Regions from separate parts of the Homo sapiens genome. Here all the other regions are linked to region 4. The links are chromatin loops, found by intact Hi-C in ENCODE. Cell type or tissue: HCT116. All regions are shown on one strand. Region 1 has its middle 85 kb from the start of MKX-AS1. Region 2 has its middle 27 kb from the start of LINC02673. Region 3 overlaps MPP7 (MAGUK p55 scaffold protein 7). Region 4 overlaps MPP7 (MAGUK p55 scaffold protein 7).

Region 1 (8,000 bases), 580 kb before region 4:
TAATATAGGGCCTGGTACAGTGGCTCACGCCTGTAATCCCAGCACTTTGGGAGGCCGAAGCAGTCAGATCACGAGGTCAGGAGATGAAGACCATCCTGGCTAACACGGTGAAACCCCGTCTCTACTAAAAATATAAAAAATTAGCCGGCCATGGTGGCAGGCGCCTGAAGTCCCAGCTACTTGGGAGGCTGAGGCAGGCGAATCGTGTGAACCCGGAAGTCGGAGGTTACAGTGAGCCAAGATCGTGCCACTGCACTCTAGCCTGGGCGACAGAGCAAGACTCCGTCTCAAAAAAAAAAAAAAAAAAAAAATTAGCTGGGCATGGTGGTGTGCGACTGACTGTAATCCCAGCTACTCAGGAACCTGAGGTAGGAGAATCGCTTCACCCTGGGAGACAGAGGTTGCAGTGAGCTGAGATTGCACCACTGCACTCCAGCCTGGGAGACACAGTGAGACTTCATCTCAAAAAAAAAAAAAAAAAAAAAAAAAAAAGAGAGAAAGAAAAAGAAAGAAAACTACGCTAGTAATATGGAAGACAGCTTAAGAAGATTTTCCAGAATGAAGAGAAAAGGGAAAAAAATAGTCTGAGAGAAGATCATCTTAGAGGTCATCTTTGTAAACTTAGAAAACAGTTCTATATTTTGATAAATGAAATGTGGAAGATTTTATTATGAAGCCGAGGGAACTTTGTTTAAGGAAAAATCAGTTGAATTTTAAGCAAAAAAGTATAAATATGTGTCATAGTTTGTATCAGAAATTCTGAAAACCAGTTGTGACTCAGATTCACCTGAGAAACTGTTCAACAAACAAACAAACAAACAAACATTTCCTCAGTCTTATCCTCAGAGATTTTATTGAGTAGGTCTGGGACAGGAAATGAGAATTTATGTTTTAAACAATTATCTCAGTTCATTTTGACAAAGGTGATCGGGACCAGGGTTTTAGAACTTCTGGTTTTTAACAGCAAAGTTAAAGTACTACGCCACCTGGTGGCAGCATACCCAACTTGCAGAGTGTGTGTGTGTGTGTGTGTGTGTGTGTGTGTGTGTGTGTGTGTGTGTGTGTGTGTGTGAGAGAGAGAGAGAGAGAGAGAAGAGAGAGAGACGGGTGGGTTTACTGGCTACAACAGTAGATGATTTCTTTTAACTGAGTTAATTCTCTTGAGCGAAAATTAATAACTGACTGCAAATGTTTTGGAAAGGAAGATGGAGACCATTAAGTGAATTGAGCAGGAAAAGGCCAAAGAAATACCAACTTCCAACACGAAATAAGACCAAGACACTAAAGTTAGCATTAGAAGGAGATTCTCCTTTTTCATTCTCGAGTTACCTCACTTAGAATAATAGTCTCCAATCTCATCCAGGTCACTGCACAAATCATCACGGAAGAACTTAATCATGTCACCAAACACCACCTGTTCCTCAATAACCTATGGAAATAAAAAGTTAAAAATGAGGGGAGGGAGATTCTTCTTTTTGAGAGAAACTCCAAGTCTGTTCTTACCACAGTCTCTCCTCTGTGGGGTCATACTGGTGGCCTCAAGGACACATTCATCCTAAGACATTCAGACCTAAACCCCGGCAAAGAAATTTTGTCGACTCGGTGAAGAAAATTATTTAATCATGGATGGACATAACCAGAGGGGAATAAATTCTGAAAATATTGAAAATATAGGTGGTCTGCCTTGCAAGGTAGAGCTTGCAGTACAAAGGTCACAGCTCCAGGTGGGACTCAGGTAGCAAATCTAGCCTTGTTTTGCAACTTCGTTTTCTAGGTGTCGGTTTGAAAATGCCATATTTCACATCCGCTGTTCAAGGGTGATCCCCCAGGCATTAGACTCTGTGATGTCTGACCAAGAAAAGCAGAGACCTCCTTCATGCCTACCTGGGTCCCCACTCTGGGTTCCAATCTCCTTTTTGAGCTTTGAACTTCTCTCCTAAAGAAGTTGGTCCAGGAATCAATCACGGTCTTTCCAGAGAGACTGCCTACCGTTGGGAGATGCAATCTGACCCTTGTAGCTTCAACAGTGAAACCGTATTGAAACATGACACAATGCTGTTTTCATTCTGCAGGTTACCCAAATACAGTAGAGAGGAGTTGCCATAAGAGGGTTTTTACACCTGGGCTCCTGGTTTTGCTTTTTTGAGCTTTTTGTTTGTTTTTAGTACAAGAGCTGTGACTTCAACTTGGAGACAAACGATCAAGAAGCTACATAAAGAGGAAAAGGGAGAGAGAGAAAGGGAAGATACAGGGTGGGGATAAAAGATTTAAAAGGTAGTAAGAAAGTAAAACAGGCGTGGGGGCCGGGGTGGAGATGAAATGTGCCTGTGTAGCTTATTTCTGGGAATAACAATGGCAGAAAGGAAAGTGAAATGTAATTCCAGAGACTTTAGTGCTGGACACTTTCATCTAACAGCGCAGTGCAGGAAACAGCCAGCCAGCATCTTTCTGGTTTTAATGTGATCAGGAGCCTTCCCTCTGGGATGAGATGCTAAATCCACTGGCTCTTTTCTGAAAGGCCTTAATGAGCCAGCTTAAAGCTGAGGTTGTTTCTCCATTGGTCAATGGCAAAAGTATGGAAAATTCCAGACAGTGGATAAACAAAAACCTCCCAATGTATTTGGCTTTGGATTGCATGATATACGATGGCCGGGTTTTCGGTAGCAAATTTCCTTCCTAATGATGTTTTTCTTAGGCTAATAAGCAGTACCCCTCTATGCTCCTGCCTGGCCCTGGCTGCTCAGCCCACTCTGCCTCCTAACCTCGGCTACTTTGTTTCTCTCCACCTTCACCTGCTCGTGCGAAAGTTCCTCTGATAATTCTTTTTTTTGTGTTTGTTTGAGAAGGAGTTTCGCTCTGTCGCCCAGGCTGGAGTGCAGCGGTGCGATTTCAGCTCACTGCAACCTCTGCCTCCCAGGTTCAGGTGATTCTCCTGCCTCAGCCTCCCAAGTAGCTGGGATTATAGGCATTCACCACCATGCTCCGTTAATTTTTTGTATTTTTAGTAGAGATGGGGTTTTACCATGCTGGCTAGGCTGGTCTCAAACTCCTGACATCAGGTGATCCAGCCACTTTGGCCTCCCGTAGTGTTGGGATTACAGGTGTGAGCCACCACACCCGGCCTCCTCTGATAATTCTTAGCGAATTTGAGCAGATGCATGCAATTACATTCCACTTCTCCAGAGTTCCTGGAGCTCAGCACTGGAGCCTGGAATGATTCGTCATGACTAGGTAATATCACTCATATTTAGTAACTATATTGGCATGCGAGTTTCCTCTTGCTATACTAGTGTAACAGACGCTGTTGCTGAAAATCAATTTCCTGAAAGCAAATTCACTAAAAATCAATTTGCTTAATGACCAAATTCCAGAATTAATGTGGAATTCCCCCAAAGTTTTTGATGTTGTCTTGGATTCTGCCCACCTCCATCCTGGACTGCCATTTAGTATACAGATGAGTGACTTTGCTTTAACTCCACAACACAGCCTAATGTCTTTTCTACTCTGGCTGTTGCCCCTGCCCCGGTGTTTGCTTTCACCCGGGCGTTTGCTTTGCCCCACCTCTGCAGCATTTAGGGAAAGGACTAAACTTTCCTTTATTTATTTTTTATTTTTTGAGACAGAGTCTCATTCTGTCACCCAGACTGGAGTGCAATGGCATGATCTTGGCTCACTGCAACCTCCGCCTCCCAGATTCAAGCGATTCTCCTGCCTCAGCCTCCTGAGTAGCTGGGAATGCAGGCACCTGCCACAACCGCCAGCAAATTTTTGTATTTTTGGTAGAGATGGGGTTTCACCACGTTGGCCAGCCTGGTCTCGAACTCCTGATCTTAAGTGATCCACCCGCCTCGGCCTCCCAAAGTGTTGGGATTACAGGCATGGGCATGCCAGACCTGATCTTTCCTTTAAACACTACTTAAGGTTTCTCCACTTTTGTGGATTGGTGCCATGAGCTACTCCTGCCCGTCCCTGCCTTCACCAGGGTCCTTTACCTGCCTCCTACTTCTGGTGGTGAAGCTAAAGCAAACTGTTCTACCTGGTTTGAGGGCTTTAGGGCTGGGCCGGGGTCAAAGTGGTCACCAGCCCAATTGGTGGTTTGGCATGCTGGTTCCAGAGATTTGGCCTGTTTCCCGCACAGGCAGTGGGGCCCAGGCTGTGGCCGACCACGTAGTCCAAGTGCTGTTTTGTTTCTCAGGAAGGTCTGCAGAGTGGGAGGAGCTGTGGGTTCTGCCCAGAAGGACTTTGTGGCAGCACAGAAGTGGTGAGTGTGCTTTGTTAAATCTCAGCAGGTGTTAGTTGGAATTGTCACACTCTGCTTGGCACCACTCAGACTCAGAGGTGAGACAGGGTCCGGGCACAGTGGCTCACGCCTGTAATCCTGGCACTTTGGGAAGCTGAGACAGGAGGATCACTTGATCCCAGGAGTTCGAGACCAGCCTGGGCAACACGACAAGACTCTATCTCTACAAAAAAATATTGAAAAATTAGCCAAGCATGGTGGTGCGTGCATGTAGTCCTAGCTACTTGGGAAGCTGACGTGAGAGGATCGGTTGAGCCTGAGAGGTCGAGGCTGCAGCGAGCTGTGACGGCACCACCGCCCTCCAGCTGGGGCGACAGAGTGAGAATCTGTCTCTAAAGAAAAAAAAAAAAGCAGCGAGGCAGCGGAGGAGGATCTGAGAACAATGGAGGAACAAGTCAGAGGAACTTGGGGTGAGACTGTTCAGGGAGGGAGCAAAGGAGGAGAGAGGAATGGAGCAACTTCAGAGAGTGAAGAAGATAATGAGCTGGACTGTGATCCCCTGAGGGAGAGTCAAGGGCCTCAGCATTCTGAACGAATGGGATCCCACAGCAGGGCCCCAGGATGTGCATTTACTCACTGTATCCCAGAAGGTAAGTCTGGAGGAATCATAAGTCCTAAAGTTACTTCTTGACAATTTTTTTCAAAGTAATACATTACTTTTCTAAAATAAGCCATTTTAACTAATTTTAAGTGTGCAATTTACTGGCATTAATTGCATTCATAATGTTGTGCAACCATCAGCACTATCTATTTCTAAAACTTTTTATTATCCCAAACAGAAACTCAGCAACCATGAAGCAATCACTCCCCATTCCTCCTCCCCCAGCCCCTGGTACACTCGAATCTACTTCCTGTCTCTGTGAATTTGCCTATTCTAGCTACTTCGTCTAAGTGGAATTATAAGACGTCTGTCATTTTGTTTGGCTTATGTCACTTAGCACAATATCTTCAAGGTTCATCCATGCGGTAACATGTATCAGAATTCCACTCCTTTTTATATCTGAGTAATATTTGACTTTACTTTACTTTTATTTTATTCTATTTTTTTGAGACAGAGTCTTGCTCTGTCACCCAGGCTGGAGTGCAGTGGCATGATCTCGGCTCACTGCAACCTCCACCTCCCGGATTCAAGAAATCCTCCTGCCTCAGCCTCCCAAGAAGCTGGGACTACAGGCAAGTGTCACCATGCCCAGCTAATTTTTGTATTTTTAGTAGAGATGGGGTTTCGTCACGTTGCCTAGGGTGGTCTTGAACTCCTGACCTCAAGTGATTCGCCCGCCTCTGCCTCCCAAAGTGCTGGGTTTATAGGCATGAGCCATCGCACCCAGCCGACATCTTTTTTTAAACCACTGGATTTCCCCTACTTTGGATATCTTTGCAAAAACTCAGAAAACCTGATAAGATGCATGAAGCTATGAATGTAATTGAAGCATTTGTTTTGAGACCAAATGGCTGGTGAAGGAGCAGACCCCTCAGCAGCTCAGGCTGGGGTAGAAAAAAGCTGCTGCCTTAACAGATCCATTAACAGATCCATTCTTGGTTTCCAAGGAGGTCTCTGCCCACTCAGCAATTGACCACATTTGACCTTTTGAGCTTGGGCAAACTTGGAAGAATGCGCTGGCAGGGAGTTAACTATATGGAGAAAGATGACTCAGGATCCATTTTCATCCTTGCCTACCATACCTTAAAGGAAAAGAAATTTTCCTAATTGTGGTTATTTACAGCAGTGTAAATCAAGCAAATGCCATGAAGTGCCAATACAAATTTTTTAAAAATCAGCCTTAAATAGCTAAACTCTCAACAGCAGCTCATAAAGTGAGGCTTGGCAGTTGTTAGGTAGTTATGGTTGAATTGACAGTCCTTTGGGGAATTAAGATATCCAAAAAGCAGAGGTAGTTAAGACTATAATGATAAATGGTTGGGCTTGTTGGTTGAAGAGATTTTATAGCACACATTTAAGCTGAACGCCTGTGAGAAAGTGAACTGGAAATAGAGGTTATCACTTCTTCATAGCTACTCCATTCATTATTGACCTCAGGGGGGTATTGCGACATACTAGGAAAGTCAAGACTGAGGCTATGTGAAGAAAGAAATCATTTGTAGGTAACATGATAGTGTCAGGCAAAAAAAAAAAAAAAAAAAGAAGTGTTAAGAATTGTACAAATCTAGCAAAGAAAGTAAAAAAAAAAATCAGAACAGGCATTTTTAAGACCACAATAAAGAAAAATAGTAAGAATATAATTTGCCCCAAGACTTCTGGTAGAAGATGATAGCGTAAAGTTATACTTACCTTATGCCCTTTGCTAGAGCCTTCCACAAGCACAAGAAGAAGAAAAACAGAGGGCAAAGTTCCATCTTTGATGAAATTTAGTTTAGACCCAACTACAGCATACGAAGAGTATCTGCACTATGCGGTGAAACTTTGACTAACTTGAGAGAGAATATAAGAGTTGACACATGCCTTTCTACATCTCAAGAAGAGTATAGATTGCTCTAAAAGTAAGTTAAACAAAATCCTAAAATATTTAACTAATAATCCGTGACTTAGAAAGACAAGGACTTGAGTCATGGGTAGACCATAGGAAAAGGGATAAATCCTAATGGGAGTTTAGTTTCATAACATAGAATTGGAAGGAAAAGTGGGGCTGAAAGCCTTATTTTTTTCTATCCCCAAAATTGACTAGAAGCGAGGAAGGTTTGAAACAACAGAAAAAACAATAATCGGATTTGCAATTGCTGAACTGAGTCACCTGAACAAAGAAATAATCTGTGAGAACTAACACACTTCACTGTAAGCCACTTTAATTCCTGCCTGGGAGATCTGCCCACCCTGGAGAGAGAAGGTCTATCCTCATGTAGAGACAGAGAAGATTTACTAAGAAATATGAGCATGGTGTTGTTCTAAGATCTGCCATGGACACTGTGCCCTCCTCACCCCCACAACTATTTTTAAGCAAAGAGTATTAGTAAGTATAAAGGATGAAAAGTGAGACTTGAATGTTATTCTCAAAGAGGAGAAAAGCAAACATAACAAGGTGAAAGCAAATGAAGAACCTGCATGAAGAGCAATTCTCCAAGGAAAGAAGAAAATTTCTGACAAATATTACTCTATATACTCCAAAAAGTTAAAGAGGAAATAGATTTTGAAAAGCAAGCTCAAAGAGGGGATGAAAGAGAAAACAAGCACGGAGGGGAGAATAACAACAGTGAGCTTCCTGAGGACAAGGAAGAAATGGAAGATAATAAACAAAGCCAAAGCAAAATCAAGAGACATGAAAATAATACCATGAAAACTTGATACTGCTAAAAATAAGTATGAGAGACCGAGGCAGGAGATTGATCGAGAATTGTACTGCACTTTTTTATTCACATTACTGAATACCCAACACTTTTAGCAAAGTGCCTGGCAAATGCACTTATGCGATAAGTAACAGTTGAATAAACTGTTAATACAGTTAAATACAGGAAATTGGCTATTTTGAGAAAAATAACAGAGAAAAGGAACTTAGGAAATAATTTAGATCTAACAATTTTTTCCTGAAATTTAGATATAATGTTTTTTTTTCCAGATTTCAGTCTGTAAATCCATGACATATCCTGGTTAAGTGAGTAAACTTTAGGTATAAATAAGGAATTCTGTGTGCCCTCAGGCAAAGCAAAGACAAAAACAAAACCAAAGCCAAAACAATCCAGCAGACAA
Region 2 (8,000 bases), 870 kb before region 4:
ATATTGGGCAATATATAGCTGGACAAAATCTGAAATATGAAATAGAACAGAAATGAAGTTTCAGCTTTAAATTCAGAATGGCCATCAATGACCTTAATGACTTCAATTAATATACAATCCTGTTCCACATCAGAGTCTGGAGCAAAATCTAATTCTTTCAGCACAAAGAAAGATCCCAGAAGGTCCCAGAAAAATCCACAAAAGAGAATACAAGGGCAACTATTTTATTAGAACAAATATTTCTTTATGATGGTTAATGTATACATGATAGTTCTATGCTAAGAATGCCTCACTGGCGTAATCTTTTGAGGGCATCCAAAGAAATAATTAGAGACCCACATTTAGAGTAAAAATTTAAAAGATGTAACACAAGATAAGTCTTCTATTCAAAGGTAAGAAAAAGCACAGGAAATGATGATTATATTATCACTTACTCTTCCATCTGTACGATGGAAAGTTTGTTTTGCTGTAGATTTTTAAAGCAGCTTGAACTTAGAAATATTAAAGTGTGGAAAAAAAACCCTAAGAACTTTCCTCTCGTAGTACAATCTTTGTTTGCATCCTCCATTACCAGGTGTATAAAAGTGGTGATCAGTGTTTTCACCTTGGACCAAAGTGGAGGATAAATTTGCCAGCTCTTCCAGTGTGGGCCCTGGGAAATAGGCTGGAAACCCACTATGTTCTTTCTGCCTCCTGAACTGCCCATACTAAGTGGGGTTTACCCACATTTCTTTTATTTGCTTCTTCTTTGCATACTTCTTTCTTGAAAGTGAGTCACTTTTCCAGTTCAGTTATTTTATCTAAATTTGGTTCTAGGTTTGTGGTATAAGTTTGGACCTGTTTCTAGCTTCAGTATGGAATTACATGCTTCTCAATGTTTTTACTTTTTAGATTCACTTTGGGGGGAAGAGACATTTAAAGAATCTGTGATTACATGGCCATTGAATCCAATAGTATTCTACTTCTAAAAATGTTTCAGACTTTTTGAAAAATATCTGGCATATTCATTTGATTAATGAATGTGCATTATGGCAGGTGCTGATGAAGAATGCCATACATATTTAAAGTGATCTGTAGATTTTTTTAAGTTGGAAAAAAATTCTATGAAAAGTCTCATCTAGCTGCCAAAGTCTAGTAGTGTTGGGGAAAATCACATTGTTGTTGTTTTTTTTTTTTTTTCCAAACAGGATTAAATGAAATGTTGCATAACTAGAGTTTACTATTCCACCTGGCATGGGGTGAGTGTCCAAAAAATGTTGCCTTTTGTTACTATTACTCCTTTTTGTTTTTTTTGTTTTTTTTTTTGAGAGTCTCACTTTGCTGCCCAGGCCGGAGGGCAGTGGTACCATCATAGCTCACTGCATCCTCGAACTGTGGGGCTCAAGCCATCCTCCTGCCTCAGTCTCCTGAGTAGCTAGGACTACAGGTATGCATCACCACAGCAGGCTAATTTTTTAGAAAACTTTTTTTTGGGTAACGATTCTTTTTTTCAAGTGATTCTCCTGCCTCAACCTCCCAAGTAGCTGGGACTTCAGGTGCATACCACCATGCCTGGCTGATTTTTAAAACATTTTTTTTTGAGACAGAGTCTCGCTCTGTTGCCCAGGCTGGAGTGCAGTGGTGCAATCTCGGTTCACTGCAACCTCCGCCCCCCAGGTTGAAGCAATTCTCTGCCTCAGCCTCCTAAGCAACTGGGATTACAGATTCCCACCATCTGTATTGTTAGTAGAGACAGAGTTTCACCATCTTGGCCAGGCTGGTCTTTAACTCCTGGCCTCAGGCAATCCTCCTACCTCAGCCTCCCAAAGTGCTGGGATTACAGGTGTGAGCCACTGCAACCAGCCTTATTATTTCTCTTATTCTGCTCAGCCGCATATAATCTAAGGCACATGCGTTTACCCTACGCTTACATAAGACCTTCTCACTTTCTCTTTTTCTCTTCCACTTCTTCTCCCCAAACCCCACTCTCTCATTCCTCACTTCTCTCTCTTTCTCTTTGATGTGGCCATTTCCACAATCATGCTCTAAATCGTGGTCTATTTTGATTCCCATCTTTTCTATCAATAACTCTACCAGGCAGTTAATTTCTATATTTATGTTTTGTTCTTATAAAGAATTTTCTATTAAATATTGAGGTATGTTATTAAACTTAAAAATAAATTATTTAAATTATGATATCAATTTAGACTGACGTCCTATCTCCTAGTATAAATACAAGCCATCCAAACATTATTGCTTTTGGGGAAATTCCTTTAATTTTCATGACCTGATCTGCCCATGGGTTTACCAGACTGTCTTTGTAATGCAGAGGAAAGCCTTCTCTGCTTTTCTTTCTTTTTTAAAAATATATTTTATTTGTAATTTTATTTTTTTAATTTTATTTATTTATTTATTTTTTGAGATAGAGTCTCACTCTGTCACCCAGGCTGGAGTGCAGTGGCTCGATCTCTTCTCACTGCAGTCTCCACCTCCCAAGTTCAAGCGATTCTTGTGCCTCAGCCTACTGAGTAGTGGAATTACAGGTGAGTGCCACCATGTCCGGCTAATTTTTGTATTATTAGTAGAGACAGGGTTTCACCATGTTGGCCAGGCTGATCTCGAACTCCTGATCTGAAGTGATCTGCCCACCTCAGCCTCCCAAAGTGATGGGATGACAGGCGTGAGCCACTGCGCCCGGCCGGCTTTTCCGTGGCACCACTTGACATTCATAGTGAGTCCGCCCTTGGCACTTCCTCCAGTCTAGCCCCACTTGCATTTGTGTAGGAAAAGTTCCACAAAATATGAGGTATTTCGGATGACATCTTGGCTCATGCCTATCTTGGCTTTTTTTTTTTTTTTAAACAATCCAACAATTTCTGAGAAGGTGTTTGACTCTTCTCTTCTCAGAGCACTATGTCTTCTGGAAGTCAATCTGCATTTTCAGGGACTGTTGAAAGTCAAGTTATGTGCTGTTTCTAATGTCCTGGGCCATCTCTCAAGACATTCGCTGATTACTGTGTTAATGTCTAAAAATTGGTTTGAGCTTTTTTTTTTTTTCTTTTCTTTTCTTCCATGAATGCATCGTCTCAGCTTTCAGAATTAAAGCCTGCCTCTGATCCAAAAATTAAAGTGTAATCATGGACACGATTTTTACAGGAAATCGGAGTTTCCTAGCTGAAAAAGCAGTGAAATTGACTGTCAAGGAAAGGTGTCTACACTTTTAACAAATATTCTAAAGAAGAAACAAAGAAGCTTTATTGGGGTGTATCAGAATACTGAGGGAAATGATTACTTAAAATGGGCCTGATTTTGGCAATGATTATTTAATATATGAAAAAAGTGAGGCCGGGTGTGGTGGCTCATGACTGTAAACCCAGTGCTTTGGGAGGCTAAAGCAGGAGGATTGTTTGAGCCCAGGAGTTGGAGACCAACCTGGGCAGCATAGTGAGACCCCACTTTTATACAAATTTTTAAAATAATTCGGCCAGGCATGGTGGTGTGCACCTGTAGTCCCAGCTATTTGGGAGGCCGAGGCAGGAGAATCACTTGAGGCTAGGAGTTCGAGACCAACTTGGGCAACACAGTGAGACTGTCTCGAAAAATAAATAAATACATTAGCCGGGCACGGTGGTGTGCAGCTTTATTTCTAGCTGCTTGGGAGGCTGAGGCAGGAGGATCACTTGAGCCCAGGAGTTTGAATTGCAGTGACAGCTATAATCAAGCCACTGCACTTCATAAGCCTAGGTGACAGAGCGAAACCATCTCTAAAAAAAAAAGGTAAAATTTTTTATTTTTACATATTTGTAACCACAAGATGGCACCAATTTCCCATTTAAAAGCTTGGCATATGGGTGTTTTTCATTTTTTACATATTTTTCCAAGATTACAAGCTGTTGGGTGAGGTTTGGTTACCACCTTCCCTCAAATATGGACTCCTAGACTATAAAACTAGGGCCATTGCATTAAGTAAGAATCCATATGTGCAATTAGGTTTGTAATTTGCATTCTCTGTATCACGACTTCAATGTGGAAGGAGTGACTCTAATGAATAAGGACGAATGCTTAGTGCATTTCTTCACAAATGTTAAGTTCCAGAGTAAGTTTCAAACCCAAAGCCACATATTGGCAATTTTATGAGGCTTCTCTCATGCAAAGTCCTCAGATCTTTGTTCTTGAAAAGGAAAAAACTGTATGACTACACCTATTCACCACCCAGCCAATTAAAAGCAGGAAGCACTTTGGATATCTGTTTGCATGCTTCAGGATCAGGCTATATGTGTTGTCTTTGTTATATGATTTCTAATGCATTTATGAGTTTTGATGGCCAAGACCAATAATCAAAGCAGATTGCATGTAATTACTCTCTTGGTAGTTTTTCTTGATTATCCCATAAATGGGATTTGCATTTCTGAAAATGCCTACAAAATAGAATTTGGCCAAACATTCTATGATCACATTTTCTGTGATGTTGGTTTTAAAGTGACTTGAAATTGTGAAATCCTTCTGTGTCAGTTTTATTGCTCTGAGACTCTAGCCTCTGGTGAGTTTGGGAGGGGGCCTGGAAATGAGATGGCATCAGATTAAACGTGTCTGTTATATACTTATTTCTGTATTAATTTACAGGTGTTAGAACATCTGCTCCAAAAGACTTCAGGCAAAGATGGAATTTATTTTCTCACTTAACTGAAAAAGTCCACAGGTAGCCTTGCTGCCAGTATAGTTGGATTCTGGGCTCAAACAATATCGTTAGGGCTTGGGTGTTTTTTTTTTTTTTTTTTTTTTTTTTCTGTGTTTCTCCTCTCTGCCTCCCGCTGGATTGAATTCATGTGCAACCTCCTCGTCATCACTTCTGGAACTTCTAGGCTCTCTGTGCTTTATGACAAGATGACTGCAGCAGTCCTAAGCTCAGGTGAGTCCAAGATGTAAGCCCAGTAGGAAACAGGGAGCTCTTTTGCTTACAAGGCTAGGAATTATTCTTGTGTCTGCAAGCACCAAGGCCAGGGGAACGTGATGTGCTTACTGGCTTGGGCCTGAGACATGTGGTCCACGCCTGAGGCAGCAATAGAGCCCACCTAGCGCACGTGAACTAGATTGAAGAAGGAATAATCTGCAAGTTAAGCTAGGAGGGCTGTTATCAGAATGGATGTGGCAAAATCTAATTCTAGAAAGGTTTTATATAGCCCTGAGCCTAAGCATAAAATATACTGAGTTCAGAGGTTGATATGGTTTGGCTCTCTCCCCATCCAAATTTCATCTTGAATTGTAGCTCCCATAATTCCTACATGTTGTGGGAGGGGCCTGGAGGGAGATAATTTAATTAAGGGGGCGGTTTCACTCATATGCTTCTCGTGGAAGTAAGTCTCACGAGATCTGATGGCTTTATAAGGGGAATCCCCGTTTGCTTGGTTCTCATTTGCTGTTTGTCTGCTGCCATGTTAGATGTGCCTTCCACCTTCCGCCATGATTGTGAGGCCTCCCCAGCCATATGGAACTGTGAGTCCATTAAACCTCTTTTTCTTTATAAATTACCCAGTCTGGGGTATGTCTTTATCAGCAATGTGAAAACAGACTAATACAGAGGGGTTCTTCATACCTTGAAAATATTATTCTTCGAGTGACAATTTTAAAATCTTTGGAAAATGACAAAGCTAACAGGTCGGTGACTGGGTCATCACTTGCATTCTTACTTAGGGCAAACACTGGTAAAATTATGTAGGCAGAATTTTCTCTGGTGGCATCTCACATATCTTTTCTTTATTTATCCTCACTGGTATCTCTCAGTTGAGATACCAGTTCTCCAGTTCTTCTCCAGCATCTGTGTACATTCCAGAACTTTCTTACACCCTACCCTGGAAACTCATCTTTCCTGAATATCCTTCGTGTTTGTTGTAATTTAGGGACTTGATATTACCTACTGGACTTTCAATGCTTTAATTCAAAGACTGACCAATAATATCGATTAATCCTATGCGTGTTCATATGACTCATTATGTTATGAACTTATTGAGTGCATGGAATATGTTTTATTCATCTCTGTGACTCATGCTTAGCTCTCAATAGACATTGGTAAAATGAACAAAAAGATCTGAAATTTAAGACAGATGTTACCGGAGTCTGTTCTTCTCAGAGCTTGTAAACACTGCTTATGCTGACAAAGAATTCCTAACCTGCGTGCCTAATGATAGCTCTTAAAATATTGTTGCACATGGTGGTTAAGGCCAATACTGTAGGATCTACGGGAAAGCTACTACTGCAAGTGTTGTTTTGGGGCTTATCAAATGGTATCTTCTTTTCTAATTCATGTTAATCCTTTTGTATTCTTTCATTTTTAGAGGTAACAGGGAACCATCTTAGCTGTTCACATTACTTTCAAAAATAAGCTGGCACAGAACATTATGTGATCATCTATGAGTTTTCTTTTCTCTGGATTAGAGTAAAATAAATAGCTTGTGCCAGGTAAACAGCAGGGATTGCACAGGTGAAATGTGGTAACCTGGGATTACTATTAAATGCAGGCACTTCATGGTCCATGCCTGGTAAAGAGATCAGAGGGCTATTCAAGTGAAGGATGATTGGTTCCAAAGTGAGTATGATTGAATTAATGAGGAGATGTCTGGATTAATTTAGAAAATGTCTGATTAAGGATAATAAATAATATCAAATATTATCTATAATTCATGCAAAGGGTTTAGTAGGAGACGTGTTGCCTAAATGTGGACAAGGGTCATAATTGTCCTTTTCTTTTCCTTAGAATACAATTTTTTTTTTTGAGACGGAGTCTCACTCTGTCTCCAGGCTGGAGTGCAGTGGCACAATCTTGGCTCACTGCAACCTCCGCCTCCCGGGTTCAAGCGATTCTCCTGCCTCAGCTTCCTGAGTAGCTGGGACTACAGGTGTGCACCACCACGCCCAACTAATTTTTGTATTTTTAGTAGAGACAGGGTTTCACCATGTTGGCCAGGATGGTCTCGATCTCCTGACCTTGCGATCTGCCCACCTCGGCCTCCCAAAGTGCTGGGATTATAGGCGTGAGCCACTGCACCTGGCTTTTTTTTTTTTTTTTTTTTTTTTTTTTAGAAGGAGTCTCACTCTGTCACCCAGGCTGGAGTGCAGTGGCATGATCTCAGCTCACTGCAACCTCCGCCTCCGGGGGTTCAAGCGATTGCTAGCTTATTTTTGTATTTTTAGTAGAGACAGGGTTTCACCATGTTGACCAGGTTGGTCTCAAACTCCTGACCTCATGTGATCCAGCCGCCTCTGCCTCCCAAAGTGCTTGATCTATTTGAGTTCATGTAGAAGGAGTATATTCTGAAGGCAAGTGCCACAGCATGTAGAAGTGTGCTTTGTTACAAGGGTGGGATTAAAATACTTGGAATCTCAATGGAAGAGAAAGGAGTATCTCTTGGAGTTTTGCAGGCAAATAGGCAAGTAGGCAATCTAAATGGGTTTATGCAAAGAGAAGCCAAATATAAAGTGGTTTTGGCCAGGAGTTCCCCGGCTAAGTCCAAGGGTATGAGTTGGCTGAGCCTATTGCCAGGGTGAGAAGGGTGCAGTGGCTCATGCCCGTAATCTCAGCATTTTTGGAGGCTGAGGCAGGTGGATTGCCTGAGTCCAGGAGTTTGAGACAAGCCTGGGCAACACAGAGAAACCCTGTCTCTACTAAAAATACAAAAAAATTAGCCAGGCATGGCCGTGCACCTGTAGTCCCAGCTACTCAGGAGGCTGAAGGAGAAACACCTGAGTCCGAGAGGTTGCGGCTGTAGTGAGCCATGATTGCAACACTGCACTCCAGCCTGGGCAACCAGAGTGAGATCCTGTCTCAAAAAAGAAGTCAAAGAGCTGTACTCAAAGTTAGGATCTCCTGGAAACAGTATTTTAAAGTGATGGGAGTACTGTGGGAGTTTGAGGAGGAAGAAAGAAGAGGATAGGGGAGGAGAAACATGCCCAAGGGAGAAACAAAAATATACAAGACAACTCCACCTACTTCTCAGCTGCGGTCTGACTTTGCTGACATATTCCGG
Region 3 (8,000 bases), 120 kb before region 4:
GCCAAGAACTAGAGCTCTAGCACAAATATAAGTGCAAAAATGCAAAGACAGTAAGATTGGGATGTGCCCTTCCTTATTTATTTCTATGTTGATATTAACTGAAACCCTATAGTTCCAGAACCATCTTCCATGAACTTTTCCCCCATGCAAACTCAAGTTATGGTGATACACTACAAATGAAATAAAAAGCAAAATAAAGATTTAGAAAAGAGTAATACGAGCAATCACTTTGTATAAAAAGTTAACTGGCTAATTTCGTAAATGGTATTATGTGACTAAATTCATTATTTCAAATCCTATATTTGCAATTTCCTCCTAGATGTTAAGTACACTTGTAAAAATTAGTGGATAAAGTTTTTATCACTGTATTTTTAAAATAAATTTATAAACATTGACATGATAGAATTATTCTTCCTTTATAAATTTTAATTGAATCAGAAACTTTTTTTACAACCCTATTCTATTAATATTCAAAATCATAAAAACAAAAGATTTTATACCAACTTGCTGTTTTTCTTCATGGCATTTTCCTATAATTCAACAAAGGGCATGATAACGTAAGTTTCCTATTCCAAAACCCTAAGTACCAAATATTGAAATCCAGAAAGTAGTGGATCAGATGGCCTTTACAAGTTTTAGTTTGGTAAAGAATCATCATCAAAACATAGGTTAAAGTGTTTTTAAATGCCATTTAAAATGTTCAGAATCAATACAATGATTTATGCATAACTTTTAACTTTATGTGAGACAATATTCAAGGAAATTTCAAGTAGAATTTCAATTCTTTGAGAATAAAGACATTAGCTGCCTATTTGTCACAGAAATATATTGTCTCTCTGAACAAGTCCATATCTGTTATATGTTTATGATTTAATAAGGATAATTTTGACCAGATTTATTTGAAAATAAATAACATATATAAAAACAAACAATGCATCTCTCAGTGAATCAAACTCTAGTTTAATAAGAGAGACAGAGAGAGAGGAGAAAGAAAGAGAGGAGGACCAGCAAACATTTCTGAATGGTATTCAAGAGGCAGAAAAAGCAAAAACAAAAACAAAAAAAAACAAAATTAGTCAAATGAGGACATTTCAGTAAAGATAAATGCTAGAATAAATATTTATCAGATCCAAATATTGAAGTATTAACATAAAAAAGAAATCATGCAAATCAACATACAAAAGGACTCCGTTACAATTAATACTTCTACATACACACACAAACAAACACACATACCCCCACACACACCTCACCTTCCTATGCATCTATATAGAAACCAGTTTGAAAGAGCTATTAAAAAGCAAAATATCCCTTTTGTATAGTTCTTTTAAAGAAATACATATACACTTATCAAAAATTTTCAATCAATGAAAATTTATAATAATATCAAACTGTACATTTCTAAGTTGCCTAGGACTGAAAAAGAGTTGAGTATGGATCCAGATTCGAGTATAATTACATTTATTTCATCTTTAAGTGACACATTATCTTATCCCACATATGCCAAATATATTAGAAATGTGTAAGCCTCCTATTTAAAAATCCCTTTGAGAGCCAGTCAGGCAAGGAGCCTCAAAGCTCCTTTCTGTTAGTGAGTTGGCCAGTGAAAAGTCATCACGCTTAAGAACAGTGCAATATTCTCACGAAAGCTTTAAGTTTTCTGATGTCAGAAGACTTGTAGCATTCTGTGACAAGGGTTTTTTTCCTTGTGCCTAGACTTAATGTAGCAAGGACAAGCAGGCTTTTGAATGAGTGCTCCACTTTAAGCATTTGCCTGCTTGTGAGATTTATACTCGACTACAGTTTGGCTCCCTTCTAATGTGATTCCTGGGCTATATGCTTCTGCAAACTGACAGAAATCACAGGAGATGTGAAAAATGCAACAATACTAAAAACAGATGTTGGTGTAAAATTCCAGGGCCATTTATTTGGTCATTTCGCTGTTTAATGTACAGTTTCTATGCTAAAAACAAAGGGTTGGTTTTTTCCTCTTAAAATACCTAGAACCATGAAACATCTAGGCGAGGTGGAACAGGGAATTTATGGGATGCAGACTTGAAGAGCTGGGTGGTGGGAAATAAAGAAAAGCTGACAGAAGATTAGGCTGAAAGAGAAAAAAAAGTATTTAAATGCACACTAAGTTTTTCAGTAGTCATACGGTAGCCATCCTTTGTCTTTCTCTCATTTTCTTTTAATCTAGTCTGGTAATAACTCCAAAGGGATAGGCTAAAGGTCAGAAGTATTATGATCTGGGGATAAGAAAGGAATTAAGAACAATTGGTCTTGAGCACAATTGCTTTTGTACCCAAGAAAATGGTAGATTTTTTTTCTCCCTAATCTTTACCAAGAAATACCTAACCCAAACTTCCTGGCTTTGAAGAAGGAAGAGCTGTATTTTAGGTGACATTTAATAAAATAACTATATTTGGAAATCAAAGACAGTAGTAGTAGTAGTCACTTTCTTAAAGAGTGAGTCATGGATTTATTATTAACAACCTCAACCACCCCTTTCCTCAAAAGATTCATGTTAATATTCCAAATATGAATCTCATATTTGTTTGTTCCTGAGAACTGATGATCCCAAAGTTATTGCTAGGGTAATAGGACCCTTTGTTCTGCCATGAGCACCTGCTTTAATAGTCAAAAATAAACATCAGGGTTTGGTTTCTCTGCATTCTTATTAACAAACTTACATGATTTCCTGTTGGAAACTTTCAGGGGCTGAACCAATATTTCTGGTCGTCTCAAAGCCAATCTCCTGGGAGAAAGAAGGTCAACATACCTATCAATTTTCAGCACAGGTCCGAGGTGAATACAATATCAAAATATTTAGTCTTAAGAAAAAACTTAAAGGTTAGAGAAAAAAATGAATGTAATGCAATAGATTCAAATTAAGAAACAAATCGCCCACTTTCAAATTTTTGTAAATTATCTTCCCTCCCTCCAAAACCACTGGTCTTTTTTTTTTCCACCTTTCATATCAACATGGTTTCAAGATATTAATGTGCTATTTTCCATTTGCTTCATAACAAAAATCTAATATGACCCAGTACTGTCATATTATTTTTGGTCATTCATCATACTTAGTTAGACAAAACAGAAATCCAAACCCACAGGATAAAAAATTCTAAGGCAAGGTTTTATAGCATATTTTATCACATCAATGCCAGAATGATATTTTGCAGAGAACAAAAGGTCAGCTGGAGAAAAGCCATTATTATGTACCAGCAGCTCACCTTTCCTGGAAATGCTTTGAGGGGATCAAGCCTGCCCTGGGGTTGGCATCAGCTTCGTGTTTCGCTTGCCACCAAGTTGCATCATCTTGGCTCATAATCTGAAGAATATCTCCCTTTTTGAAAGAAAGCCCAGCTTCCTTACATGGAATTGCCTTATCCTCATTAGGATTATAGTCAAAGAGGGCTTTGATAAACATCTGGAAGAAAAGTTTCATTAAAGATGAATAAAGATAAAAAATAAATGTGAAATGGCCTATATTCTCCTAACTCCGACTCCAAACATAGTAATTTTAAAACTGGAATATTGAAAGAAATGTGTTGTGACAAAGTGGATATGTGTTGGATGGAAAAACATGACTTCCCTCCCACGCACGAAGAAATGTTTTTAAGCAATAATTACCTTGCCTTCTTTTGATGGTGTCTCCTCTTTGCTGCCGGGTATAATCTTAAATGTAATTGCTCCCTGAGACTGAGCCTGGTAACAGATAAAACAAGGAGTTATAAGAAAACCAGACCCAAGGAAGAATAAGGTAAAATAGGTAGAAAGTGAAATGCATCTGAAAATTTACAAGCTTGGGGCTTCTACTCTTAGATAGACTAAACGGAGGAAACTATTTTTGTAGAAATTCCTGTAATGTGAGAAAGAAAGCTCTGAAGTTTGTAGAATAAGTTAAAAAACATTAACTCCTAAATCCACTTTTACTTCCTGTGTACTTTTAAGCTGTCAAGTAAATACATTCCCATCCAAGTTTCTTCGAAATAGAAACACACAAAATATGCACAACACCTTAAATAAACACAGTATTCAATGACTAGAACAGATAATGTATAAAGGTCTGGGTGCAGTGGCTCGTGTCTGTAATTCCAGTGTTTTGGGAGGCAAGGTGGCAGGATCACCCAAGCCCAGGAGTTCAAGACCAGCAATATAGCAAAACCCCTGTCTCTACAAAAAAAATTTTAAAAATTAGCCAAGCGTGGTGATGAAGCTAAGGCCTCTTGAGCCCAGGAGTTCAAGGCTGCGGTGAGCTGTGATCGCACCACTGCACTCCAGCCTAGGTGACAGAGCAAGAAGCTTTTTTTTTTTTTTTTAAAGAATAATGTACAAGGTTCATACAGTTACATTTAAGTATCAGCATCCATGTTTTGGGGGACAAAACACCTATAATGTCAGTAGTGCAGTTACAAATACATGATTCAATTAGTGGCAATGCCCATCAGAAAAAAAAAATAAAGAACATTCATATCTATTGTATTCTGGTGAGCGAGTAAAATATCCAACGTAATAGATTAATTGAAAGATGAAAAGACTGAGTATCTATTCTAACTTCATTAAAATAAGTACCAGCACCCACAAGTTTTTGTTATCTCAGATAGGATTTCTCTTTAAATATAGTCTCATGTCATTCTCTGTCTCTCTCTTTTTACCATGTATTGTAGCCATATTTAATTATTTATGCCATTATTTCATAAGATATGTTACTCCTGCTAATTTGTAAGCTCCATAAAAGCACTAAATACTTGGCACATTTGAAAGATATGAAAGGAAGGGGGGTAGGGCAAGACATATCTCTGAGTCTCACTATCTGTGGTGCACTGGTAAACCAGGACTCCATTTATTTAAAAAAAAAAAAAGGCTCTGATGTGTACTGTCTGTCAATTTCCATGGTATAAATACTTTCACTATAGTCAATTTCAATTCACCAGCATGAAGTTGCTGAAAGCTGAGTTGGGAAATGGTGCATCACACAGTCAGCTCTGGGCCGAGCCTTAAGAAGGCAGCTCTAGTGCAACACAGCAAGTTAAGTAAAATGGGATTCTGATAGTTTAAATAATAGAATTTTATAAAGGGTTGATTTATTTCAAAATGGTAATATCATTGCTATTGCTTATTGTAGAAGGCGCTCACAAATCTTATAAAGAATTCTCATACTGTAATACTGAATTACATTGGTAGAGAGAAAACAAAAGTCTTTTCTATAATCTCCTCTTATTTTTCTAGTTTGTGTCTGTGTGTTTTTTTTTAAATGGATCTATGGTCCTTACAACAGTGTCATTTAATAAGGACTCAATTGTTATTACTATTACTGCTGAGCCATATAGGTCTATCTCTCGTGATTGCCTCACAATAATCTAGCATATGGATGAATGATTATTTGATCAACGCAACTTTCTTGGTAGTTTCCGAATATTTTTGAAAAATTTTGTTTATACACATTTACCAAATTATTGCTTGAGGATTAATTTCCAACTAAAGGGTATGCACATTTAAAATTTTGATAGTTTCAGATCTCAAAAAGTTCTACTAATAATTTATCCCATCCCCAAATCATATAAATATACCTATTTTCCTATACCCTGACCAACTCTAGGCATTATCAAGCTTTCCAATCTCATATCCTGAAAATGCTTTGAGGGGATCAAGCCTGCCCTGGGCTTGGCATCACCTTCGTGTCTCCAGACATCTATGTTTTCTTTTGTAAAGTATTTGTCCATATGCACTGCTGATTTTTCTGTAAATGTTTTTCTTATTGATTTTTATCATCTCTATATATTTTGAAACATTAGCCTTTTATTATATATACTGAAAATATTTTTCATACAATCTCATTTGTCTTTGATGTTTCTTTATGGCACCTTTTTTCTATAAAGAAAGTTTTGAATTCTAGTAGACACATCTGTTATTTTTCTATTTGACTTTCATATCAAGGTTAAAAAGTCTTTTTCTACCTTATAATTATAGAAATTGTATATTACCTTTTATTGTGCAATTTTTGTTTTTTTTGCACTTATTTAATTTGTTGGGAATTTATTTTTATGTATTGTGTAAAACAAGGATTGACCTTATTTTTTCTGCGCCATTAACCTGATACCATCTATGAAATGTTCCACTGTTTTCCCACTGATTTAAAATGCCACCTTAACCATATACTAAATTTTCATATATACAGAGATCTGTTTTTGAGACACACTCAAACCTCTTCTAGTTGGTATAGGTTTCCAGTATGTTTTCACATATAAAAGAGAGTTTCCCTTCCTTTTATCTTACAAATGAACTTTAGAATTAATATTTCCAAGGCATAAAATAATTTTATTCAAGTGTCAGATTTCAAAAGACATCTAAATTAGTTTGACTAATTTGTATTGCTATGATCTATAGCATGGAATGTGACTGTGTCAATGGGAGGAAGACAAAGATAAATGCATCACCAGCCACAGTGTAGATGCCATCTGCTAAGTATAGACTTGGGACAGGGACAGGTACTAAATTCTTTTTTTTTTTTTTTTTTTTTTTTGAGACAAAGTCTTGCTATGACGCCCAGGCTGGAGTGCAGTGGTGTGATCTCGACTCACTGCAACCTCCATCTCCTGGGTTCAAGCGATTCTCCTGCCTCAGCCTCCCAAGTAGCTAGGACTACAGGTGACTGCCACCACGTGCAGCTAATTTTGTTTTGTATTTTTAGTAGAGACGGGTTTCACCATGTTGGCCAGGCTGGTCTTAAGCTCCTGACCTCAGGTGATCCACCTGTCTCAGCCTCCCAAAGTGCTGGGATTACAGATATAAGCCACCACACTCGGCCCTAAAACTCTTTATATATACTATCTCATTTAATCCTCAAAACACTCCAGATGGATAGTTACCTCTTATTCTCATTTTGCAAATGAAAACACTGAGGCATGAATAGATTAAGATATTTTCCAAGAACACACAGGGATTAAGTGTTCGAACCCTGCACTGCTTAATACAAATCCTGTCTATGTCAAACCAAGTCTAAAAGTCTGAAATACAGTGATTCGATTTTATTTTTATTGTACCTTTAAAAGAAATTTACAGCTTACCAAAATCTGTATTATTTCCTCAGGCCTTTTATCCTCCACTGGTATCCCGTTGACTTCCCTAAGTTCATCACCAACATGAATAAGACCTGAGAAATAGGAGATTTGGTAAATTAGCAGTGTTACCCACAACCAAAACTGTAATTTGCAGCTGTTTCCATAAGTAAAGCATTGTTAGGTTCCCTTAATACACTTAACGAATGGAAAGGAGACCTTCACACATCTCAGGTTTCAGCCTCTATGCCTCTCCATAGCAGTGACTCAAAAACCACAACATAGTAATGCTGGCCAAGAAATGGTAACAGGAGCTTGGTCTTTGTCTAGAAATGCACATTACTGATATCTTATACTAATATACTAATAAAATAATTTTTATTTATCTTAAAGGCTGCATGCTCTTAGCAGTACTTTTCAATTGAGAAATACAGAAGAAACAAGATTTTTTTTTTTTTTTTTTTTTTTTTTTGAGACGGAGTCTCGCTCTGTCACCCAGGCTGGAGTGCAGTGGCACAATCTCGGCTCACCGCAACCTCCGCCTCCCAGGTTCACACCATTCTCCTGCCTCAGCCTTGCAAGTAGCTGATACTACAGGTGCCCGCCACCACACTTGACTAATTTTTTTTTTTTTTGTATTTTTAGTAGAGACAGGGTTTCACCGTGTTAGCCAGGATGGTATTGATCTCCTGACCTCGTGATCCACCCGCCTTGGCCTCCAAAAGTGCTGGGATTACAGGCGTGAGCCACCACGCCCGGCCCACAAGTTTTAAGATAGCTTTGGATGCTTGTGTACAAGAAGACCATAGAGTAATGTTTATCTATCATTTATTTAAATAGGCTCTCACATTTCAACACAGAGAAAAATATCTTATTACTTGTTCTGCTGTATTAGATCCAAAGATGGTTATCCTCTTAGTTATCTACTGGAAATGC
Region 4 (8,000 bases):
CACTATTGGAGAGATCGCAACTCTTCAGAATTTTTTCTACAGACCACATGCAAGTACAAACTGTGAGAGTTTCTGATCTTGACAAGCAACTTCGAATTGAAAACATGAATGTTCTGCATGCGTGTGTTGAGGATTCCTTAAAGATTTTTACATTTGGGTTGAGGAACACTGATTGGATACGTGGATAATTTTAAGAAGCTTCTGTAAGTCAATGTCATTCTCAACTTCCTTCCCTGTGTTACTATAATTCTCAGCTACATTTCTAAATGTAGAACAGAGACTATATAAATTGTCAGCAACTTATAATTTTTATTTTTTTATTTTTATTTTTTTTTTTGATACGGAGTCTCACTCTGTCACCCAGGCTGGAGTGCAATGGTGCGATCTGGGCTCACTGCAACCTCCGCCTCCTATGTTCAAGCAATTCTTCCTGCCCCAGGCTCCTGAGGAGCTGGGACTACAGGGGCCCGCCACCAAGCCTGGCTAATTTTTTTTTTTTTAATAGAGACGGGGGTTTCACCATGTTGGCCAGGCTGGTCTTGAACTCCTGACCTCAGGTCATATGCCCGCCTTGGCCTCTCAAAGTGCTGGGATTACAGGTGTGAGTAACCGGACCCAGCCTAATTGTATTTTTTTAAATAGCTCATCCTAATATGACAAATGCATGGTTCTCTAACTGATGTCTGCAACTAACCTTGAAGGAATATTTACTAGAATGGAAGCAAGATGTTATTATAGATTTACAGAAGTGTTAGTAATCCAAAGTAAATCTAACAATCCAAGCTAGCATACATAAGTAAATTCTTTTAGTAAAAACTAACCTTTGCTTTATCTGGAAAAATATTAACTTTTTTTTCAATAACTATCTTAACTAATGTTTATCCTCAAATAAGCAGTAAAGGCAGTATAGCATAGTAGCTAAGAACAAGGGATCTAGAGTTTGACCTAATCTTTAATGCTGCTAGTTCTGTGATCTTCAACAAGGTATTTCATCTTCTTAAGCCTTAACTTCCTTATATGCAAATAGAGACAATAGTAAATTAGAACTATTTGGTAATTAAATATACTCAGACATATAATGCAGTGTCTGACACATGGTAAATAAACAAGAAACAATGGTTGTTAGGGTTTTTTTTTAATTCAGGTAATGAGATTATACAATGAAAACACAAAAGAAAGTAGCAAGATTAAAATTTACATTGGCCTAACACCTAGAGGGAGGCCATCTGGTTTAAATTTGGATCACCCCTGGCTAATAACAGAGAAAGTACTCCATTTACATTTTTGTAGAAATCAGAAGAACCATACACTGTGTTTTAAGTTCATTTTTAATGCACTTTCCTCAATTCTCTATAAAGCAAATTCAGTAATTTAGAAGCATATTTTTAACATATATTAACAACAACAAAAAAACATTGGAAACACTGGAAAGACTGGTTCACATCAATTCTGAAAGCCTTTAAGTTGCTGATTCAAATTGCAGAATAAAGAGAAATGAACTTGCCAAATTTTACTTTAAAAAATCCAAACTGTAAGATTCTATTAAAGCCTTCTAAATTTGCTTTTTAATTGTTAAAGTGAAAATTCGTATTAAAAACTTCACCATCAAATGGATTATTTTAGACCAGACTATCTGCTGTAATACCTTGAATTTTCCTTTATGTTATTGCAAAGGCTGACATAGTTAAAACATGCATACAAATCCATATAGAAAAGAGTGCTAATTTAAAATATAAGAATTGTTATTTGAAATGCCAAATGAAAATATAGCTGACTAAGCTAAAAATTAAAAATGTGAGGCAAGATTTCACTAATGCACACGTATGGAGCTGTTTTTTCTAACAATTTTGAAAGCAACTTTGCTTTGCCTTCATAAATTATTCTAAAAAATCAGTGTGATGAATTCAACTACAGGAAAATGTTCCTTATATAAAGCAAGGCTAGAAATGAAGTAATTCAAAGTCAAAAAAAGACTGTATAATTTAAAGAACACAGTCAATTAGTAGACTTTTGTTTTGCTAATATTAAAAAATGAAAATCAATTAAAATTTCTAAAATGTCTGCAGACACATTTGTACCATTAGGCCAATATATATGCATGTATGTTTGTGAGTAGGTATTTATTATATGTGTGTGTATATATATGTAATTTAAGTTTCTTTATGTCATGAGAAAAGCCTAAATTTATATGGTATAGATTGCACATATGCTATACCATGTACACCATGCAACCTATCACTTTCTTCACAGCTTAAAGAACTTACAATGTTTCATGCTTGTAAACCATACACACCATATAATAAGACAACATATGCTTATATCAATTAGAATTTCATACAATTTGAAACATTCACATTCCATTAATACTAAAGACCTTACATTCCAAATCAAAATATCCTTTTGAGCTGATATTGCTGCTGTTCATCTATGCCATATACAAAAAGCCCTCATATTTCTTGTTTTTTATTTCATAATGAACACTCAAGGTTAAATTTTTCCAAAGCTGTATCATTTACTACAAAACAATTATCTTTTAAGTATATATACTACAAAGTAATCACCTTCTCAGACCATATACAAGCATATGAATTTAAAAAATGGTTTGACAGAATCCTAACCAGTAATACTTTGTATTTTGTGGAATGAAGCAAAGTTGCTAGGTTTAACTTTCAAACTGAGTTAAACTTTTGTAGTAATGATGTTATTTTCTTTGGCAAAATTCATTGAAAATGCTTTGGAATTTGTCGGAACGCAGCCATAATTATTACTGACTGTTGTATGGAATCGATTTACTACAACACAAAAATACCAGCTGTAAAGTATGTCCTAAGAGGGATTACCGAATATTCTTAAATTGAAGTTCAATCCATCTTTCCATAAAAAAGAGAAAGACCCGAAAGCCAGGAACATAACAGCAGTATCAAGTGCACCTGAAGCATTTACAATACCCAATAGAACGATTACAACCCTCCTTTAAAAGGGCTTATTTTTGAAATTTCATTATTCCAGTTGTACCTTGCTTCTATATATCACACTGTATCAGGTTCCTCTGGCACTGATCATGTGGAAACAGTGAACTATGTGAAGGTCTATGAGCTTACAACGTTCAATTTCTACCCACTCTGGGTAACTCTTAATGCTCCCGTGGCACTCATGACATCTAGTGGTCAACCACAGAAGTGCAAGTGTTTAAAACTTGTTTTCAGTAAATAATTAATTCCATAGTCTGCAACATTTTTTATTAATGTGAACATATACACACACACACAGTTAATATATATCAACAAGAAACCAAGTACTTTTCAAATACATTTCCTCTAAATTTGGGTAAGTGTTCAAGAATATGAAAACTTGTAATTAACTGTCATCATAAACTACTTTAATAATTATGTTAGCAATCTATCATTTCAGAAGAATAAGTGTGCTCAGAAATCCAACTGTAGATTATTTCACCAGATACACATACTCAAAAGTTACATTTTCAAAACCTAATAGAGCAATAAAATAACACAAACAAGAGTAAACTTTTTAAAAAAAAATCTATCACAGATTTTTGTAAAAGCTCAATCTGAAAGACTCATTAGTTCTATTAGCCAGTGCAAGAAGCAGACTTATATCTGTTAACATATTTGGACCCTCATAAATTATAATTGTAAGAATAAAAGGAGGCAACATATACTAAGTGGCAGACATCTGCTTATATAAAATGGTACTTGTACCTTTTATACCAGCCATTCTCAAAGCATGGTCCACAGACCCCTAGTGGTCTCCAGGACCCTTCCAGAGGGGTCCATGAAGTCAAACTATTTTCATAAAATTACTAAAGAAAGTACTGAGATGTTATTTGTCTTTTGCACTGTACCAGCATTTGCACCAATGGTGAAAAGCAATGGTCACAGTTGGTAAAACCACTGGCACCTGAGCATGAGTCAGGATAATGGCACCAAATTGAAACTATTCAACATTGTGTTCTTCACTGCCAAGGATGCTCATTCAGAGTAGGAGGAGGAAAAGGAAGAAAAGCAGGAAGAGGAGGAGGGGAGAGGGAAGGTTCATTATAGAATATCCTTAATGAAGCAGTAAAAATTAATATTAATTGACTCTTGAGTACCCTTCTTTTTAACATCCTGTGTGAATAAGGGGAAGCACACATAAAGTAACTGCTGCTATAAACAAAGGAAATACTGTCTCAAAAGAACACTTGTGCAATGATTTGAGTTGTGAGTTATACTGGCTGCTTTGATCATGGAACTTTTTTTTTTTTAACTTAAAAGAACAACTGAAGACAAACTATGGTTATTCAAGCTTCGGTATTTGGCAAACATTTTCTTGAAGATAAATAGAGTCCATACTTTCAAGGGAAACCAAAAACAGTATATGTTGCTAATGATAAAAATGAGCTTCCAAGCAAAAATCAGAATTTTAAAAACTTGCATCCACTAGAGGCTCATTTTGCTATGTTAACTGAAATACACGCATGGTGGAACCAAGTCCCCACTTTGCACTGGTTCTATCAGCTTCTCAATGCCCAAAGCCTTTGCTGAGAAGACCCACGGTGGTATTAACAAATGTGATTTTTTTTTTTTTTGGCATTTTGTATCAACATTGGGAAGATCTGCATGATTCGGTGAACCAATATTTTCCCATTTTCTACTAACACATTAGAAAATCATGCATGAACGACATCCATTAAAAGCTCAAGATTGATCAATGGATTTAAAGTTCCAATACAATAATTTTATTTCTATACTTTCAGATTTTACACTGAAACTTATCTTTAAGAAACTGCCATATATCTTTGGTGTAACAGCAAATATCCACAGTTAACTGAATAGGCTATTAAAATACTCCTCCCTTTTCCAACTACAGATCTCTGTAAGTTCAGTTTTTCTTCATATCCTTCAACCGGAACATACAGCAACAAAATGAAAGTAGACACAGATACAAAAATATAAAGGTCTCCTGTTGAGCCAGGAATTAAAGAAATTTGCAATTCACTCATGTTTTTGTTTTGAGGGTAAAATTATTTTTCATAAAAATGTTATTTGTGTTAACATGAAGCAAATTTAATAGTTATTTTTAAATTAATTAAACCAATATAACCCACATAATCAAAACTCTTTAGAGCCTTCAATAATTTTTAAGAGTATAGATCTGAGGCCCAAAAATGTTGAGAATTGCTTCTCTAATGCCAAGGTTTGGCAAACATTCTCTGTAAAGGGCCAGACAGTAAACATTTTAGGCTTTGTGGTCCGTATGGTCTCAACCTAAACAATAGGTACATGAGTATGACTGTGTTCCCATAAAACTTGATTTCCAGAAATGAATGAGGGCCAAGTTTGCTGACCACTATTCTATATCCTTACATCCTATCTGCTAGTGACTTAAGGATCTAGAAGTAGCATGCTTTCTAGTAACATTTTTACTGGTCATTATTTATACATTCAAAAAGAAAGTTAAAAAAATCTATTTTGTTTTGTTGTGCAAAACTGTGAAAATTTTTAAAGATTCAGTTCTTAATCATAAACAAAATTGCATTTCAATTTTGGCTATCTCAAGTATCTCAGACTCGTCACTATACATAAAGAATTTAAAAACAGACTTACAACTGGCCAAGTATTAGGATGTTGTATGTAAGAAAAGATGATTTATACAACCAAAAACAAAAATTCCTAGTTTTCAAGAAAAAAAGATTATGAAGGATCAAAATGTCTCACATTTTACAAATCCAATGGGGTTCAATGATTAATATAAAACCAACATATGTCCTTTCCACACATGGAAAGGGAAATGCTGAAGCAACAGAAAAGAAGAATCCCACTAAAAGAATCCTATAAACCTTTAAAGACTTCAGAAAGGAAACAAGAGAACATGCTGCTTTATAATCCCCAGGCGAAGAGACCCAGGCTTCAAGGCTGCTAGGAAAGTCTGCCGGGAACCCTGGTCCATTTGCCAGGAAGGAGTATTAACCACAAGACCCTTAGGGACTCATCTAGTGCGGGCTCGGGAAGGCACACAACCGCCCCTTCTCTGCAAGCATAGGTGTAATGAATGAACTAGCACTTGCAGGCAATGAACTCATTCCAGACTACCCAAACCATCTACAACAATGAGTGCACCATGACCCCATTTTCCTTTTTTACTCTCCTTAAGCAAAAATGGCAGCATTTATAGTGTTGGCACATCCTCCACACTTCTCCTCTGGGGTACTTCTCTGATGATGACTGCCTTTCCATTGCATTTATATTCTACCACTTACTGCTAAAAAGTCTTGGCTAAATCTTCAAGATTACACCACTGACCATCAATGACCCACTATTTTTGCTCTGTATCTCTTTCCTCTAATTGTTGGGGGCAGAGAAGAGTGATACAACTTCTTGATTACGTTTTCCTTGACTAATTCTCAATTTCAGATTCATCTCAGCATTCCACTGGCATTCCCTTAAGTCCTCTCTACCGCAGAAACCAGTCCTTTTTTGTAATTAACGTACATCAATATAATTCTACATTTTTTTGTTCAATCAATGTCCCCCACTAGATTCCTTGAGAATGGAACCCATATCATCATATGTCCCTAAAAACTGAATAATGATCCGCTGTCTTTCCCTTCCAAGTCAGAGTCACCTCATCATTTTACCTATAGGGAGATAGCACAGCCTAACAATGAGAGCACAGATTTTGAAATCAGACAGACCTAAGATCACACCCAAGCCCCGCCTTACTGACTCCATGATCCTGGCCAAGCTACTTAATGAAATGAGATTAAATGAAATAACAAAAGTAAAACATCTAACCCATATATAGCAGCCAATCAACAGATGGCCGCTTTTATCACATTTTTTTTTTCAAGACAGAGTTCCGCTCTTGTTGCCCAGGCTGGAGTACAGTGGTGCGATCTCGGCTCACAGCAACCTGTCAGGAAAGGGATGCATGAACAAAATAACAACAGAATCAGAGAAACAGAACTATTAAAAGTTTCTATTTCTAGAAACTCTGGAGCTTACAAATACAATAATGGAATTGAAAAATTCACAAGAGGGGCTCAACAGCAGACTTGATCAAGCAGAAAAAAAAAATCAGTGAACTTGAGTATAGATCATATGACACTATAAAGTCAGAAGAGCAAAAGCGAAAAAACAATGAAGAAAAGGGAAGAACCTAATGGGACACCATCAAGCAGATGAATATACGCACTATGGGAGTCTGAGAAGAACAGAGAAAGGGACATGGCTGAAAATTTCCCAAATGTGAGGGGAGAAATGGACACAAAAATTCAAGAAGCTTAAGAAACTGAATTGGATAAAGCCAAAGATACTCATGCTAAGACATATTATAATTAAATTGTCAAAAGTCACAGAGAGAATCTTGAAAGCAGCAAGAGAAAAATGACTCATCATGTACAAGGAAGCATCCACAGAGGATCAGTGAATTTCTCAGCAGAAATTTTGCAGGTTGAAGTAAGATGATACAATCAAAGTGGTGAAAAAAAAAATCTGCCAATCAAGAAGACTACATCTGACAAAACTGTCCCACAAAATGAAAAATAAATTAATCCCTTCCCAAATAAACAAAAGCTGAGGGAGTTTGTTGCCACTATGCCTGTATTACACATACTAAAGGGAGTCTTTCAAGTCTAAATGAAAGAACGCTAGACGGCAACATGAAACCACATGAAAATATAAAGCTCTTTGGTAAAGCTGAATATATGAACAAATATAAGATACAGTAATATTGTAATGATGCATAAATCACTTTTAATTCTTTTATAAATTTTCAGGCTGGGCAATCATAGCAGAAGGTGAAAGGGAAGCAAGGCATGTCTTATGTGGTGGCAGGCGAGACAAACAGAGGATAGGGGAAACTGCCAAACGCTTTTAAAGCATCAGATCTGGTAAGAACTCACTATCACAAAAAGAGCATGGTGGAAACCACCACTATGATCCAATTACCTCCTACTAGATCCCTCCCTTGACACATGGAGATTACAATTTGGATTACAA

What was found. A loop is a pair of places that touch in the nucleus more often than their neighbours do. Peaks named below come from ENCODE experiments on the same cell type or tissue, not always from the same donor. Only the 100,000 strongest peaks of a DNase experiment are listed, where the experiment ranks them.
Region 1: it touches region 4 in a loop (4-fold over the local background); 6 of 110 quality-filtered maps call a loop at or near these places.
Region 2: a loop joins it to region 4, with 8 times the contacts of the local background. A loop is called at or near these places in 12 of 110 quality-filtered maps.
Region 3: a loop joins it to region 4, with 2.2 times the contacts of the local background. A loop is called at or near these places in 2 of 110 quality-filtered maps.

What each region holds. Positions count from the first base shown.
Region 1 is chr10:27,655,809-27,663,808 of GRCh38, forward strand. No RefSeq gene overlaps it. Among named protein-coding and RNA genes, the nearest start is that of MKX-AS1, 85 kb to the right of the region's middle. In HCT116, CTCF peaks have their summits at 987 and 1,191; DNase peaks (open chromatin) are centred at 963 and 3,203; H3K27ac peaks cover 392 bases.
Region 2 is chr10:27,366,232-27,374,231 of GRCh38, forward strand. No RefSeq gene overlaps it. Among named protein-coding and RNA genes, the nearest start is that of LINC02673, 27 kb to the left of the region's middle. In HCT116, a CTCF peak has its summit at 3,821 (motif pointing right); a DNase peak (open chromatin) is centred at 3,773.
Region 3 is chr10:28,116,958-28,124,957 of GRCh38, forward strand. MPP7 (MAGUK p55 scaffold protein 7) reads right to left here. Exons shown (of 17, transcript NM_001318170.2): 8 at 7,074-7,159; 9 at 3,637-3,711; 10 at 3,237-3,433; 11 at 2,694-2,758. Among named protein-coding and RNA genes, the nearest start is that of SNORD130, 48 kb to the left of the region's middle. RefSeq lists an enhancer at 2,238-3,437. In HCT116, no CTCF peak of the experiment used is centred here; DNase peaks (open chromatin) are centred at 2,525, 3,304 and 7,324; H3K4me3 peaks cover 1,765 bases; H3K27ac peaks cover 8,000 bases.
Region 4 is chr10:28,238,826-28,246,825 of GRCh38, forward strand. The region is part of intron 1 of MPP7 (MAGUK p55 scaffold protein 7); the gene reads right to left. Among named protein-coding and RNA genes, the nearest start is that of MIR8086, 47 kb to the right of the region's middle. In HCT116, a CTCF peak has its summit at 3,162 (motif pointing left); a DNase peak (open chromatin) is centred at 3,116; H3K27ac peaks cover 8,000 bases.